2 separate regions of the Mus musculus genome follow, and region 2 is linked to region 1. A link is a loop called in an ENCODE intact Hi-C map of the cell type or tissue named here. Cell type or tissue: left cerebral cortex. All regions are shown on one strand. Each heading gives the region's core, and the rest is flanking DNA. Links, peaks and the distances in the headings are about the cores only.

Region 1 (8,165 bases), core at 1,150-6,149:
GGGGTTGTTAGTGGGAAGGCTGTTTCTAGGACCCTGTGCTCCTGACTACTACACTAAACATGCCCAAGAATGTCATCTTTTTAACTTTCCAAGAAAAAAAAAAGAGCATGTTTACTTTTATCCTCTTTCATACATAAGTCTCCTAGGAATACATTTCAGGAAGCAGAACTCTGAAAATAAGAGGTACATATGGAGTTCAGAAAAGACGCCTGAAGGCTTACAAAACCGAACAAACTCCCCCACTATGCTGAGGTGAAGTTGGCTACTTCCTACCCGGCTCCCAGTGTAAGGTGGGTCTGGATTCTTTCTGGCTGGCCAGCTGCCTAAGAACTACCCAAGTCTCACTTAACAGCTACCCCAGTGGGACCTGGTAACTATTCCGACCTCAGTGGTCTATTGGAGGACAGGGTAAGGAGAATTCTGATGAGGGAAGGGAAGAGGGAAAAAAATGAAAAATTGAATAGATGACTGGTGCCCACCACGTTTAATGTGCATACAGATTATATGGGGTGTAAATGTGCAGGTTTTGATGAACTAGGCTAGGAAAGGGACATAAATTTTGCATTCTTATGGAGCAGCTGGATACTGAATATTGGCAACAGCAGCTGGTTCAGAGACCACAGCGTTAGGCAACGTAGTTTAAATGAGGGAAGAAACTAAGCTAGTGCTTTCTCTTTTTACTTCCACTGACCTTCTCTTGTATCCCCAAAGCAATTCTCAAAATGCTTCCACAAGGTCGCAAATAGGTGACTGTGGACAAGATCGTACTGATGTGCTGGTTTTGTTTCTCGCCTTTCTTACACACCCTTCCCGCCTTCCGCCCTGCACAGCTCCCAGACTCCACCGGGTCGACTCATTTCGCCACCTTTCTAGCCTGCTCTCCAGCTGTTCTTGTGTCTTCTGCGGCGACCCCCTCCCGTGGCTTGCCTGGGCGCAGGGACTTTCCCTCTCAGCCAAGCTCCTGGCCTACTGCCTGGCTCTCTCCAGAGCCCCACCGCCTCCTGTTCCTACTTGTGGCCTCAATGGCACTGCCAGGACGACGTCCGAGGGGTCGTCTACTGAAGCTGGCAAGTCCGAATTCGGAGCCCAGAGGAGAGGACGCCTGTACTGAAAAGAGTTCACCCGAGTCCGTGAGTACTGGGAACTCCACTAAACCCACCCTCGGCTTCTGGAGGCCCCAGCCTTTCCCACTCGCTCTAATCCTGATTGACCCAGCCCACCCGGGCTGGCCTGGATACTGAAAGATTGGCACAGCGCTGGGCACACTGGAGGAAAGGGCACCTGAGGCTCCCGGACACTCCCACCTCCACCGAGGCATTAGAGCTACTTTCTCCCAAGCGATCTGTTCTGTTTCTACCATCCTAGGAAGCAAGAGGAAGCCCTCTGACGCCTCCGAAGATCTTTTCCAACTGTAGTTGCAGCTTCCCCTCGAGCCTCCCCAAGCATCCCCGCACTTTGTAACCGCTCGCAGCCGCGTTCATGCCCCCACTCCTCTTCCCAGGAAGAGGGAGGAAATGACGTGATGTTATTTTTGTGTCAGGTCACTTTGCTGCTTGAGTTTAGCCCTCCGAGCTCAGGCGCACTGCCCCAGGGGTTCACTTCAAGGGTTACTTCGCTAGCTGCGGCGACCCGGGCGAGGGGCATCCTCAGAGGTAGGCGCCAGGTTCTGCAAATGCCCGGGGCTTCCCCTCCCACCGCCTGAGTCGCAAAAGAAAGGGAGACTGCCGAGGGACTGAGAGAGACCGGAGTCCCGGCTTAGGCTTTCTTACATACACTCCACCCTGCCATCCCAATCGCCAGGTGGGGCCATCCGACTCTGGCTGGCTGGCCGGAACTGAGTAGGACCACTGTTTAGAGTGGGAGAACAGATCTCTTAGAAAGGCTATACAAAGAGAGTTGGGGGCGGATGTTAGTGGCGCTGAGGTCAAAGGGTTCAGTGGGGATTGTCCAGCAGGGGCGGGCAGTTCACAGGCGCGAGACCCGGGGTACAAAGCACCAGCTCCTCTCGCGACCTTTCCCCGTACCCCCAAGCATCTCTTCATTCACAAGGCCCCAGTACTCATTCACAAACTCTGGATCGCCCCCACCCCACGGCGTCCCCCGCAAGCTAAGGCCAGGGGATAAAGAGAAAGGGCCTTACAGGCACCCTCAAAGCTCGCTCCCGCCGCACCCATTATTTCGTTGCGATTATAAGAGAGGAGCCAGGACCGGGGCTCCGCTCGCCCGATTTGGGACTAGGGAGTACCCCCAGCCTCCGAGTGCTGCGTGCTGCCGCCAGAAGGAGGCGAGCCAGGGGATTGCCCTGCCCCAGGAAAGCGAGCGAGCGCCGGGGCGGAGAGGAGTCAGAGAAGGGAAAGGAGGAGGAAGAGAGAAGAGCTCCGGAGCTTAGACCCAGAAACGCAGGAAAGGGCGGGTGGCAGAGAGCCAGCGCGGGCGGAGTAGGAACCGCTCTGACTAGTGTAAGAAAACTAAGGCACACTCTGGACGCATGCGCACGGCCAACGGAGGCCCGAGGGCCAGAGCTTCCCCTTCGGCTAGCCCAGCGGACCCTGGCCTGGTAAGTACCTGGCGTCCTCCTCGTCTTCCTCTCTGACTCCCTGCCCCCCCCCCCCCCCGAAGCCCTGGACCTGGCAGTAGAAGGAGCTCGAGGAACCTGGGACGCCAGTCTCTCCTTGCCCGGTGGTGCAATCCCTGGCTGGTCATCGCCCTTAGGGTTAGTCAGTTGAGGCGAGTGGGTTGTGAGTTCGGAACATCTCATTGTCTGAGGGAAGGCTCCGAACCATTGTGATCGGTTATTATCAGACCCACCAAGCAGGTGGTCCGGACTCTGAGACTCAGCGAGGGACGAAAAATGCCATTAAGGTCTAAAGTGCACATCAGACATGCCAAGCATTTGGGAGAGCCCAAGCGAGTGGAAGAGTCTCGGCTCTCTCTCAGTTGGGGGAAGGATGCGCCTCGGTCTGAGGACCCGGGGCGGGCAATTTGAGCGCAGGTTGAGGAGGTGACACTCCCGGAACGCACTACCTCCCTTTCAGAGAAGCGCATCACAGGCCGGCTGGCGGAGCTGAGCTTCAAGTAGGCGCTCAGACCGCGCCCGGAGCGCTGCGGGCAGCAACACCAGACAACTGAGTAGACCGAACAGTCACTTAAGGGAGAGAGGGTGGGGATTGTCCTTATCGGGCCTGGGAGCTAGATTTCCCACACTCGGGGGGCTCGGGAGGTTGGAACCCGAGGACGTGCCGAGGCTGCAGCGACTGAAGGTTCGGGTAGGAAGCAGAGAGGCTGCGCGGAGGTGAGCGATGGGGAGTCGGGTCTTTGTATGATGGTGCCCTCAGACTTGGGGAAACTGGGCTGGCAAGGAGCCTAAAGGGAGACAGCTCCCTGGGACAAGGGTGTGCTCTTTCGGAGATCTGTGGCTAACCCCACCTACTGCTTCAGGGGAGTGGGTAAGGGAGAGGCCTCGGAAGCGGCACACGCGGGGGTGGGGTGGGTGTTTGGGGAGACGTTTCAATGCGCTGAAGGATTTCCACACTTAGGGAGTGGGCGACCGAAGGTGGGCGTTGGGGAGGGTACAGGCGCTGCGACCGCGCAGGTCTGAAGGTGTGAAGGTGGAGCGCGGGAGAGGTGGGCTCTCTGGGGCTGGGCTGGGTCAGGATCTTCCTCGAGTCCATAAGCAGCAAGCAAAACCTGGGCAAGAAGAGCTAGCTAGCCACACTCACACAACTGCTGATGGACGTGGGGCTAAAGCGGGCAAGGGGGTTCTGGCCATAGCAACTGCTGCCTCTGCGCCCTCAGGTGGAGAACAGAGCCACAGCGTGAAGAAAGTGGTGGTGCAGGAGGGTTTCTGTCCTGAGAGTGCTGGAAAGGAAATCCTCTCCAGAGACTGTGTTCTAGGCCACCCTCTTGTGGGTTTCCAAGACTTCACAGCCAGATAGCTGGCTGAATGGCCTTGGCGCCCACTCGCCACTGCAGGTTAATACAGCACAATTTCTGGGCTCGTGCTATGTAAAAACTAGTCAAATCGTTGAACAGACAGACGGCTCATGGGTTAAACGAATGTACTCTCAACAACCTGTAGCCTTAGTTCTAGGGGATCCAGTCTCCTCTTCTTGCTTCAGCAGGCACTTGGCATACTTGTAGTGTTCCCACATATATGCAGGCACTCATGCATAGATATAAAATTTGTAAATAAAAAATCTGTTCCTACTGTTATTATATTGATGCAACATGGGCCTAGTGGAGTTCAAAATCTAAAGACATTATGAACATATAAGTATGGATGCATCACTAGCCCCAGCTCTCCCAAGGCTAGGGAAGGAAAATATAGAACTTGAGATCAAGTGAGCTACATATTGTCATTCTTTCTCAAAAAAAAAAAAGGAATATAAAGATCAATAGCATGATGCCTGTTTTCATATGCTATAAACAATATGTTTACACACTAAAAAGGGTTTTGGTATCAAAAGCATGAAGCAGTAAATGTTTTCTCTCAATTCCTAAATTTAAATACAATTCATTTCTCTATCCCTGGACCCTTTGTGGATAAATAAGAGATATTTGCATATAAGCATCTAACATAATTTGAAGAGAACTTTTCTCTTTAAAAAGAGTTGGATTTGGTGAGATGTTACAACAGGTAAAGCACTTAGTGTGCAAGCCTGAGGACCTAAATTTAAATCCAGGCACCCAAAAGCACATGTAAATGTGGAAGGAAAGAACTGACTGCACAAACCTGTCCTCTGACCTCCTTGTGAACCATGTCTTCACCACCCCTCCAATACACCACACACAAAAACAACCAAGCAAACAAACAAGATCCCAATAGTAATGATTAAGTGCTTTAAAGAGTTGGGTTTATGGGGGCTAGATATATATTTCAGTTGATAGAGCACTTGTCTAAATGCACAAAGCCCCAGGTTCCAGCCCCAGCGCTGTGTAAACTTCTGTTGTGTCCATGAAGGTAATCCCAACACACAAGAGGATCGGAAGCTCAAGCCATTCTCCCTCACATAGCAAATTCAGAGCCAGGCTAGGCTACATGAGACCTTGTCTCAGACAATCAGGAAAAGAGTTCCTTTTGTTGACCAAATATACATTTAAAGAATTACACATTAAATCATGGCATTTATAAAATAGCCAATATAAATACTGAAGTGAGGTATTTGATCTTTTATTTAAGAAACATTTTGAAGAATACTAAACAATTCACCCCAAAAGCTATCTATCATATAAAATATAGGATGATTATGATTACTTCTTCGACCTTCTTCATTTTACAAATGAGGAAACATTCAGAGAGTTTAGGATTTCAACTAGTGAGCGGCTGAAGGAAGACTAGAATTCTGGCTCTTTCCTCATAGCTCTGACAAACTACACTGAGAATCTGTGATCCCTTTCACAGCCGTGAGGCTAGGATATGCATAGAAGGATGAAATATACAGTATGTGTTAGCTTCAACACTGAGAAACACAAGGTTTCGTTGCCATGGTACTTGGCATTATAAAGACATGACCACAAAGGTGTTAGGACTAGCAGAGAATTAAGGTCCCATGAGGGGGTGCATTCAGTTGCATATTCTACTAATACCTTTGAGAAATTTTATATTAGAAATCATTTTCAAGCTTCTCTTACATTTTAAAAATCTCTTTCCTGCTTGCCTGAAGGTCATTCCCATGAGAAGGCCTTCTAGGAAAGCTTTTTAAAATCACACAGGTGATTTTTATTCTTTCAAATTTTATGGACTGGCAAGTTAAATAGAAAATCTTGCCTATTTGAATAAAGGAACTTAGCTAGGGATGTCACATTCCAGTTCTTAAAATCTTACTGTATATCTTACTTGAATATTCAAGTCTATCTTTCTATGGAACCATACTCACTGTATATGAGGAAGATGTGGAGGACAGCTTAAAGGAGCCACCCTCACAGGAACAGCTGAGGAAATAATGTCTTCCCTTACAGAGCTATCTTAAGGAGCAGGGTGTTTGTGGGGAAAGTACTCTAGAATTGTGCTGCCTCCTTGAAGTAGGAGAGCATGGTTTTCTCTTGTATGTAAGCCGAATATCTATGTTCCCCTTGATTTTGTGTCTCAGGGGGCCTTTATGTTCTTAGAAATATTGGGCATTTAGCAGGGAGTAACTTTCTAGACTAATCCCAAGCCAGTTCCACAGACAGAAATTTTGAAATGACACGTGTCAGTCAAGTCAGGTCGCAGCGCGATTATTGTGTGAATCACTGTCCAAGTAGAAATCTGGAGGATGGTTTTTAGGGCACCACCAAGTGACTCACAATGTGAGCTTCTATTCAAATAAGCACAGTGTCATTCAACAGCTAATAGATTCATTGTGAGTCACAGTTTAGCATTCAGTACAATAAGAGTGTGAGTCACTGACTACCAGCAGTTGTCTGAGATGTTCCCTGAATGTTACCTTGAGTTGAGAGTTTGAGGGTTTAGACATAGCTACAGGAGTTCTAGCACAATTGAATGGGCTCTAGCAGAGACCATTCATAATCAACTCTGATGGCCTTCCAGATGGAATATGTTCAAAATGATATTCCATTATTAGGAATTTGGGAAACAGAGTACCTTGGTTCTAGTCTGCTGGTTTGATACTATTTGTACTGGGGATCATTTGTGAACATAAGTAAGGTGCCACATTATTATAAGCAGTATTGCTTCATATGAGTTATCTCCCAAGTTATTAAAGCCAGCTAACCATCCTGATTTGTAGTCATAAATTTAACTCTAAATTGTAAAATCCATTCAAATCCATGTTTCTATATGTATTTAAGACTAAGGCATCTGGTGCAAAATTACAATTTGACCTGATGAGGAGCTGGGTGGTGTCCTGTACTTCTCTGTCTAACAGTGAAGAAGTGAAGGCCTGGGATCTGGCTTGTGTTTTCCTTATGCTCTAGAGTGAACAGCTCAGAGTTAGATCACACATCTATAACAAGGATAACACGTGGCTGGCACTGATGTGTGTGTGTGTGTGTGTGTGTGTGTGTGTGTGTGTGTGTGTGGTGAATCTACATGTACTTTCATGCTTGGGATGAACACACAAGGCCTCAGATATCCATCTGTGATCATCACTAAACTACACCCCAGATTCAAATATAAAACACATGTAACTCCTTTAGGGCTATTTGACCAGATTGAAAGACAATAGAAATAATCATGTTCCATTCTGACCCTATAAAGGATTGGTGACTGATTGTGGGGTGATTGTGAGATTTAATGAACTAGAAGATTTCTTATAATTTCAATAAAAGTTTTGTTGATAATAAGTATTAAAGAAAACAATATTAGACTATTGTCTAAAAGTGCATGTAAGGGGCATTCATTCACCTAGCGAGTCCAAAGCCCTGGATTTGATTTCCAACACAGAAAATAATATGAACATACATGTGTATTTTCATTAATCCTATTTTGGATTTTTAAAAAACAGAATCTAAAGTTTGTGATCCTCCTGGCTTGGTGTCCTGAGTATTGAGATTGCAGGCCTAAAACACTATTTCATCTATTTTTTTTTAGTGCTTACAAGAGAAATTTAGATATACAAGCTATACACATAGGCATGTCACTTCTAATTGCTGCTTAAGTCAGAGCTCCCACTCTTAGGACTCCCTGCATTTGGCCAAATAGCTACTCTCTGTATAAAACTTTTCAGTGAATTATGAAACATCATTCCCAACCTCTCCCCCTGGGAGTCTGTAAAGACCTCCTGAGACATGACAATCAAAAATTTCTCTAGATATTGACAGATTTCCCTGGGGGTGGGCAATAAATCACCTCTGCTCAAGATCATAATAAAAAAATATTTTTTAGTCCCCACTGTTTAGGATGCCATCTTGCTTCCTCTAAGTCTGCATTTCTACAGTTAATCACTTCCATAGCCTCTTATGTCAGTTGTGCTAAATTCTGAATTTCATGTACAAATTCAAAATAATCAACTATAAAAGTTTATAATCTCTGCATCAGCCTCCTAACTTTATGTCCTGTTTCTGAGATTCACTCATTATCTCTACCGCTAATTATAGTGAGATTTTCATGAACTTGCCAGCTATATAAATAATGACACAGAGTCTTTTTAATATTTTAAAGTTTAGGCTTAGCAGTCTCCTGACTACTCTATCCTGACTAATCCTAGCCTATGCTCTGCCAGGTG
Region 2 (8,165 bases), core at 1,140-6,139, 230 kb after region 1:
AATTGGCACAGTTTCACATGATTGGTCCATTTAAACATTAGCAGACTGTCAGAAGGGCGGGAGATAGGGAGGCGCCGGGCCAGTCCGGCATGTCATTCTCTTTATCTTTATGGCTAAGCAGCCTCAGGAATGTCTCAATGACGGGCTTACCCGGGCATGTTCTGGCCTGTTCTGCTATGTTCTCAGTCTGAGGTTTCAAAGCTCACAAACAACTCTTTGGGCTATTTGACATAAATTACATGAATCACAGGTCTCAAGTTTTATTTCCTTTCACTACATCCACTCCAGTAGTGACAAGCGCACAGACCCTGAAAACCTGGGCGCTGTCCTGAGGCGAAAAGTTCATGGAAACTTAGTCTCCTGGAATAATGACATCCTGTAAAGAGAATGCTCCAGTGTCCTTGCTTTAGTTGGTAAACAGATCTGTGTGCTTTCCCTTAATATTGCTTTATTACAAGTGCTCCTAAGGATTGATATTTTGACATATAGGTAACTTAGATTCTAGGCAGTCCTTGATCTGACCTTGGGAATGGATAGCTAAGTCACTGCCCTACACAGGAATTTACCATTATCTAGGAAAAAGGAACCAGAGTAGATACTTAGAACTATAGATAGCTGAGTTACACCCATACACAAGTATTTACAATGGCCTAGGGGGAAGGTGGACTATACAATAGACTAGAGTAGGAACTATGGCAAGGCCACAAAGCCCTTGCCCCTGGCTTCTAAAATTAAGTGGACCTTAGATGGAGCTGTTTTTGATCCCAGTTGTTTGTTTTTTTTTTTTTTTTTTTTTTCGAGACAGGGTTTCTCTGTGTAGTCCTGGCTGTCCTGGAACTCACTTTGTAGACCAGGCTGACCTCGAACTCAGAAATCTGCCTGCCTCTGCCTTTGATCCCAGTTGTTAACATTGAATTTTATCCCAGTTGGTTCCTGCCAGTCCTTCTGTGTTTGCATTCCTGTTTTTTGTAAGAATCCAGTAGCCTCTTTGTACCTTGCAGGTGTGTCACACAACTTCCCTATTTTCTTCTGTATAAAAAGTTTGATGCTCAATTTGACAAATTACATTCAGATCCACACTCCCTTGTGTAGAGTCTGTCAATTCCTGCCAACTCCTTGTCCACCTGCAACCAGAGACCTGTTCCACACAGACAGTGACCAAAGAGAGTCTGTGGCACTCTTCAATTCATTCTCATAGTTTTCTATGCTTACTATGTTGCATATGGGACAAACAGCATACAATTGGCTACAGACCATTTCCACTATGACTGATTAATATTAGTGACATCACATAAACCATACAATAAAGAAAATGTATCCTTACAAGAAATGCAACACAGTATTTTGGCTTTCCTCAATTTCATTGGCTTGCATAGATAAAAAGGGGACATGTGGGGAGCACTTCCAGAGTTAATGTTGGCTGAGTTCTTGCTTGTAATTAATCATGAATGAGTCTGCTAACATGCTTTTGCTTTTAGTTAAGACATGCATTATATCCTGCCAAGTTCCTCTGCTTTTACATATGTCCTTGAGAGACTGTCCAAGCCTGAAGGAAATGGCCTTAGTCAAACATGGATAGTGTGTACCATACACTTATCACATAAATGTTCATGTTCATTGTTTAACTTCCTGGAATTGGTCATGCTTTCTGTTGCTAGCCTTTAAAAGACACTGAGAAAGTAAACTTGCTGCTAGTGGTGGTATTGACCTGTAGCCCTCCCATATCTGTCTCTTCCATCTTCTTTTTGCCTTTCCTATAATCATCCTCATACCCCAAGTCGTGGTTTCCATGTTGAATGACCAGCAGGCTCTGGCCCCAGGCCCAAATCCATGGTTTTGAGTAGCTCACCCCGATATCTACCTTATGTGTAACCTGTTGGAACATGTGAAAGGGCTAGCTAGTCCTGCTGATCCAGAGCTGCAGGATCTCAGTGACCTAGGACAATAGCAGGATAACCGAATAGAGTCCCTGTGAGGATCCAATATTGGTGTAGCAGAAGCCAGAGACCTAGAACCAGACCAATGACTCATTGCAATGTACATTTGCAAGTAATAATGTATGGACAAAAGGGTATACTGTAGGACACACTGTGACACACGACAGCTTCACGATGAGGTTTCCTAAACTTTATTTTTATTTTGGGGGGGGGGGGGTTTGCAAGGGCAAAAAGGACGGAGGGATTGTGGATCTGGAGTGTATGATGTGAAATTCACAATGAATCAATAAAATAAAAATAAAGGTTTATTTGAGTTAGAAACAGCTGCTTATTAAATTGTCTCACCTTCACTATATAACTGATAGAGCTTGGTAGGAGCAATTCTCCAGCAAGACAGTGGAACGGAAAAAGAATATAAAAATGAACACATTGTTTTCTATATTACTTGTATTAAGACAAGTTTTAAAAATCATTTAATTTGGAGAGTTAAATATATGTTTGGCAGTTTAAGTTCATTAGCTTTGAATCCTATCTATACCATCTGCTGTGACAGCTGGGTCGATCTGATAGGCATAAAACCACACCTCGCTTCTAGCGTGGTTGTTTATATGAATCTAGTAAGGCTAACTTTAACTCAGTTTCTGGCATACCCCAGGAGCTAAGTATGCCCCACCCCCCATCGTTAACTGCAAGGCACGCTATTAGGTTGAACCTAATTAGACAATTAATTCTAGAGCCAGGCACTGTAACAGTTGAATTACCAGAGTCTCAAAGCTTGAACCTGTTCACATCATTTTGGATTACTTTTCGCTTCATGAGGCCCCACTTTTACCGTACAGCGTGTTCAGTCATTACAGGGCAGAAGAGAACAGTTTTCGTTCACAAAATGGTACCAAAGCCAGAGGATAAAGCATGATCTCACAAAAGTTGATGCAGTTCCCCGAAGTAAAAAGACATCAAGCCTGGAAGCTGGAAGACATAGCCTACCGACGCGGATGCGGTCGCTCTGCAGCACGACAGGGGCGGGGCAGTACGGCCGCTGCAGCGCGACAGGGGCCGGGCGGAGCCGTAAAGCAACGCGGAGTCTACGCCGCTTCCTGGGCGCCCTTGAAGCACCGCGGGTCATGGCTGGCACGGCGCGCGGCTGCGGGACCAGCCTGGACCTGCTGCGGTCCTTGCCGAGAGTGAGCCTGGCCAACCTGAAGCCCAGTCCTAACTCCAGAAAACGGGTAAACGCTTGGCGGCGGTGCGGGGAGTGCAGGGGCCGCGTCACTCTGGCGATGGACGCGTGCGGGCGCCTGGCTCCCTTCCGCGTGCGCCCAGTGTTAAGGATGCTAAGCAGGCGGAGGGTACACACTCGGGAACTGCAGACGATTCATCCAAAATTGCGTTTAAACTGAACTGCTTAGCAAGTGCCTATCGTCGTTATAAAAATCCCAGTGTTTTTTCTACATTCCAGCTGGCCAATGTGCAACCCAGGGTGCAACTAGAAAACTGTTGTGGGTCGGCTGCTCGGCTTTTACAGTAACTTAATATACGGCTTTTTTTTTAGGGGGGGGGGCGGTTGACAAAGTCAATTAAGGGAAAGATGTTACGGAGTTAGAGAACACCGAAAGACTACCCGACTCTATCCAGTTGTAATTAGCCAATTTTTTAATGTTATAGTGCAGCCAACCACAATTCCCCTTAGGCCCAGGTTAAAGGGGTAGAAGGTGGAGGGCTTTGAAAGGTCGCAATTACTTTATTTCTGGGGAACTTACAGCTACATGAGGAACTTTACCGAAGCAATTAATCATTTCACATCAGTTTTACAATTCTGTGGAGGGGGACAAGTTGCCAGGAGCTTATCTTTTAGGAATTTAGGAAATTAGAATGTGTCCCTAGCAAAAATTGGAGTTTTCCTTAGCCATATGTGATCTAATTACATATTTACGATTAATTTAAAAATAAAACATTTAATGTCACTCAAGCCTCGTTTTGGCTGTTTAGTTCTAGGATTTTCTTTTTCCGTTCCAGCTGCTTTTTCCTGAAGACTAAATTTAGGCCCTTAGCTTGTTTGTTCAAGCACACTATACCACTGAGCTGTAATCCCAAACCCTTTCCCGATGCCCTCTCACCGCCCCCCCCCCCCCCCCCCCCCAGGGTTTCTCTGTAGAGCCCTGGCTGTCCTGGAACTCACTTTTTAGACCAGGCTGGCCTCGGACTCAGAAATCCTCCTGTCCCTGCCTCTCGAGTGCTGGGATTAAAGGCATGCGCCACCACATCTGGTTCCCTTTCCCGATTTTTAAATGCTTTATTCAGAGACAGACTCTCAGAAAATTGGGGGTTGCTGGCCTTGCCCTTTTTTTGTAGCTTAGGCAGGCCTTGAACTTTGAATCCTCCTGCCTCAACCTAGCAGATAGCAATCACTACAGGGACCTAGCTTATTGTAGAGCTTGTTATTCCTGTTGGATCCCATCCCTTCCTTAGAACTTTGCCCTGTGTTTCACCTTGTATTTTGGTTACTAGGATCAGCTACATTCTGAGAGAACTATGTTGGTGGAGTATAAAGATGAGCACGCAGCTAGAGCAGGGCTTGGCACACGGTACTTTACCTCTGGTGCAATGGATAAACAGCATTAATATGGAATATGCTATGAGATGAGACAGTTTTCAGAAATGTATCTGAAGATCTTAAAACTCACTTTTTCTTGTAGGAAAGACGTCCAAGAGATCGGAGAAGAGGTAGGAAGTGTGGCAGAGGCCATAAAGGAGAAAGGCAGAGAGGAACCCGGCCAAGGCTGGGCTTTGAGGGAGGGCAGACTCCATTTTACATACGAATCCCAAAATATGGATTTAATGAAGGACATAGGTAAGGTTGTTTTTTTTTTTTTGTTTTTTGTTTTTTGTTTTTTTTAAGTACAAATCGTAATTTCCACTAAGAAGTACACAAGTAATTTGGTAGATACCTTATGTTTATTTAGGAACACACTTATGGTACTGTTGCTTTGAATAATTTTTAGTAATGTAACTTACCCTCTATTGTCTGTGTCACTGTATGACTATGCCCCCAGAAAAGCACATTTGTACAGAGTCTACTCAGACCAACAACATGCTGATGATAGTGCTTGCTGTCATAATTCCTTAGATGATTAACAATTGAAAAATGTATATGTATCTTTCCATATCTATATATATCTATATATATCTGTATCTATATTTATATATAAAAGGTAAATGTATCTTGCCATATGTATTTTTATTTCCATGTATATTACCTTTTTTTTTTTTTAAAGATTCATTTATTTATTATATGTAAGTACACTATAGCTGTCTTCAGACACTCCAGAAGAGGGCATCAGATTTCGTTACGGATGGTTGTGAGCCACCATGTGGTTGCTGGGATTTGAACTTGGAACCTTTGGAAGAGCAGTCGGTGCTCTTAACCACTGAGCCATCTCACCAGCCTGTATATTACCTTTTTAAATGGGTATATATTTGAAATATAGATATATTTAGATACATATACACAAACATCCCCATATATATTATGTATGTATGTATATATATATATATTACATTATGTATATAATATGTATGCATATATAATATGTTTATGGCACATTGTAGTGGGTACCATTTTTATTTTATGATGTTATTTTTTTAAATTTATTTACTTATTATATGTAAGTACACTGTAGCTGGCTTCAGACACTCCAGAAGAGGGCATCAGATCTCATTACAGATGGTTATGAGCCACCATGTGGTTTCTGGGGATTGAACTCAGGACCATTGGAAGAGCAGTCAGTGCTCTTAAATGCTGAGCCATCTCTCCAGCACCTTATGATATTATCTTGAATTAAACTGTGAGTTACTTGTGTCCATGAGTGAAGTAAATGTTTAGAGAGGTAAATTTTTTTTAGTGGACCAAAGGAAGCACTGGTGTTTTATTATGTGTTTGTGTTGTGCTTATAAATTTATTTTAGACCATCAGAAATTATGAAGGAAAACACTGGAAAGCGTGCTGGTTTGAAGAGGATACAGGAAGGTTACTTGGTGTTTTCTAATTATTACATTCCTGCTTTGCAGTTTCAGGCACCAGTATCAGCCTTTGAGTCTCAGGAGACTACAGTATCTCATTGATTTAGGTCGAGTTGATCCAACTCAACCTATTGACCTAACCCAGCTTGTGAATGGGAGAGGTGTGACCATCCAGCCGCTTAAGAGGGATTATGGAGTCCAGCTGGTTGAAGAGGTAACTCTAGATTGGATTTTGTATGTTTTGTTGTTTGGTACTATATACATACTTTGCCATACTCTCATTATGTACACATACCACATATATGCTTCACTGTGGACATTACCAAACTGTAGAGACACTATTTTCTTCTTTTCATACAGACCTCTAGTAAAGATTAATATTAAGTTAGGCATAGTGGGAGGTTAGAAATGAATTGCTATAGTTCTTAGTAGCCTTAAGTTATGACTATTAAATGGAGACCTTGCACCTCTTCACTTCAGGTGCACACTTTATGGCTCCTCTTTGCCATGTCGGAGCTGTCCGCATTGCTGCTGTCCTACACTGGGGCCTTCATTGAGTAAGATAAGGAGTACCTGCATAAAGTCTGAAAATGACATAATAAAGTCAGACTCGTGTCTGCGAAGGATGGGGTGGAGCAACACGAGGCCTCCACACAGTGTAAAACCTAAACAGTGCTGGAGTTGCACTTCAGCCTGTACAGGCTCTCGGTTTCCTTCCTAGCTCATAAAGACTTAGGAGTTGTGGATGGCCACCAACCAGTAACTAAAAACTGTGGAAGGTGAATCTGAAGGACTGCTTACTCAACACCTCATCTTGGGGCCTGGAGAGATGATGAGTGGTTAAGGACACTGGCTGTTCATCTAGAGAATCTGGGTTCAAGTCTCAGTATCCATATGGTACTCAAAACTGGAACTACAGTCCCACACGATGGTACTCAAAACTGGAACTACAGTCCCACACGATGGTACTCGAAACTGGAACTACAGTCCCACACGATGGTACTCAAAACTGGAACTACAGTCCCACACAATGGTACTCAAAACTGTAACTACAGTCCCACACGATGGTACTCAAAACTGGAACTACAGTCCCACACAATGGTACTCAAAACTGTAACTACAGTCCCACACGATGGTACTCAAAACTGGAACTATAGTCCCACACGATGGTACTCAAAACTGGAACTACAGTCCCACATGATGGTACTCAAAACTGGAACTACAGTCCCACATGATGGTACTCAAAACTGGAACTACAGTCCCACACGATCTTCCGTTCTTTGCTGGCCTCCACGGGGACTGTATGAACATGGTACACAGACATTCATGCAGTCAAAACACATACACATAGACTAAAAAACAAAATAAAAATAAAGTTCAAACAAACCCAAAACACTGGTTCACTCTAGCTGTGGTTTTAGACGGCTGGCATACTCTGTGAATCTGTACAGCTTTTTCCCTTTTTTTCATTTGTTTTGTTTTGTTTTGTTTTTTGTTTGTTTCACCTGTCAATATATCAGGAAATTCAATTAGATTTAAAAGACTTTTTTTTGATTTCTTTATGTATATAAGAGTTTTGTCTATATGTTTATGTGCACCATATGTACGCACAGAGTTCAAAAGAGGACATTAGAGCCCCTGGAACTGGAGTTATAAGTAATTGTGAGCCACTGTGTGGGTGATGGAAACCAAACCCCAAACCCCCAAGCAGCAAGAGCTATTAACCTCTGAGTTCTCTCTCAGCCTCAAAGAAGATCTTTCTGAAATTATTTTTTGTTGTTTGAGACTGGGTAGCTCTGGCAGGCTATTTTGGAACTCACGGTATAGACCTGGTTGACTCCTGCCTTTTCCTGTTGACAGGCATGTGCCACTCCATCCATCTGGGACCTGTTCACCTACTTCACCCTTAAAAAATAGTTTACTACATTGCAAGCTGGCAGGAGCTGGCCAGGAGCTCAAGTGCAGCCTGTGGCCCTGTTCCCTCTCTTAGAAGCACACTGTGCATCTGCCTTTTCCTACCCAAAGCATTTTTCTTTTTATTGCTTTTATTTTAAGTGTGTGAGTGTTTTGCCTGCATGTGCGTCTGTGTACCATTTATGTACCTGATGCCAGCTGAAGGTTTGCATCCCCTAGCACTGAAGTTAGAGATGGTTGGGAGCCACCATATGCGTGCTGAGAATAAAACTCTGCCTCTCTAGAAGAGCAGCC

What was found. Hi-C counts contacts between places; a loop is a spot of excess contacts. Peaks named below come from ENCODE experiments on the same cell type or tissue, not always from the same donor. Only the 100,000 strongest peaks of a DNase experiment are listed, where the experiment ranks them.
Region 2: a loop joins it to region 1, with 3 times the contacts of the local background. A loop is called at or near these places in 1 of 42 quality-filtered maps.

The regions. Positions count from the first base shown.
Region 1 is chr1:5,013,703-5,021,867 of GRCm38, reverse strand. It overlaps Rgs20 (regulator of G-protein signaling 20), which reads left to right and starts at 2,329. Exons shown (of 5, transcript NM_021374.5): 1 at 2,329-2,557. The coding sequence starts at 2,489. In left cerebral cortex, for the core only: CTCF peaks have their summits at 2,268 and 3,808 (motif pointing left); DNase peaks (open chromatin) are centred at 2,421, 3,074, 3,816, 6,006 and 2 more places; H3K4me3 peaks cover 2,997 bases; H3K27ac peaks cover 2,558 bases.
Region 2 is chr1:4,780,574-4,788,738 of GRCm38, reverse strand. Mrpl15 (mitochondrial ribosomal protein L15) reads left to right here and starts at 3,013. Exons shown (of 5, transcript NM_001177658.1): 1 at 3,013-3,166; 2 at 4,634-4,788; 3 at 6,006-6,171. The coding sequence starts at 3,062. In left cerebral cortex, for the core only: CTCF peaks have their summits at 2,868 and 3,074; a DNase peak (open chromatin) is centred at 2,986; H3K4me3 peaks cover 2,028 bases; H3K27ac peaks cover 1,105 bases.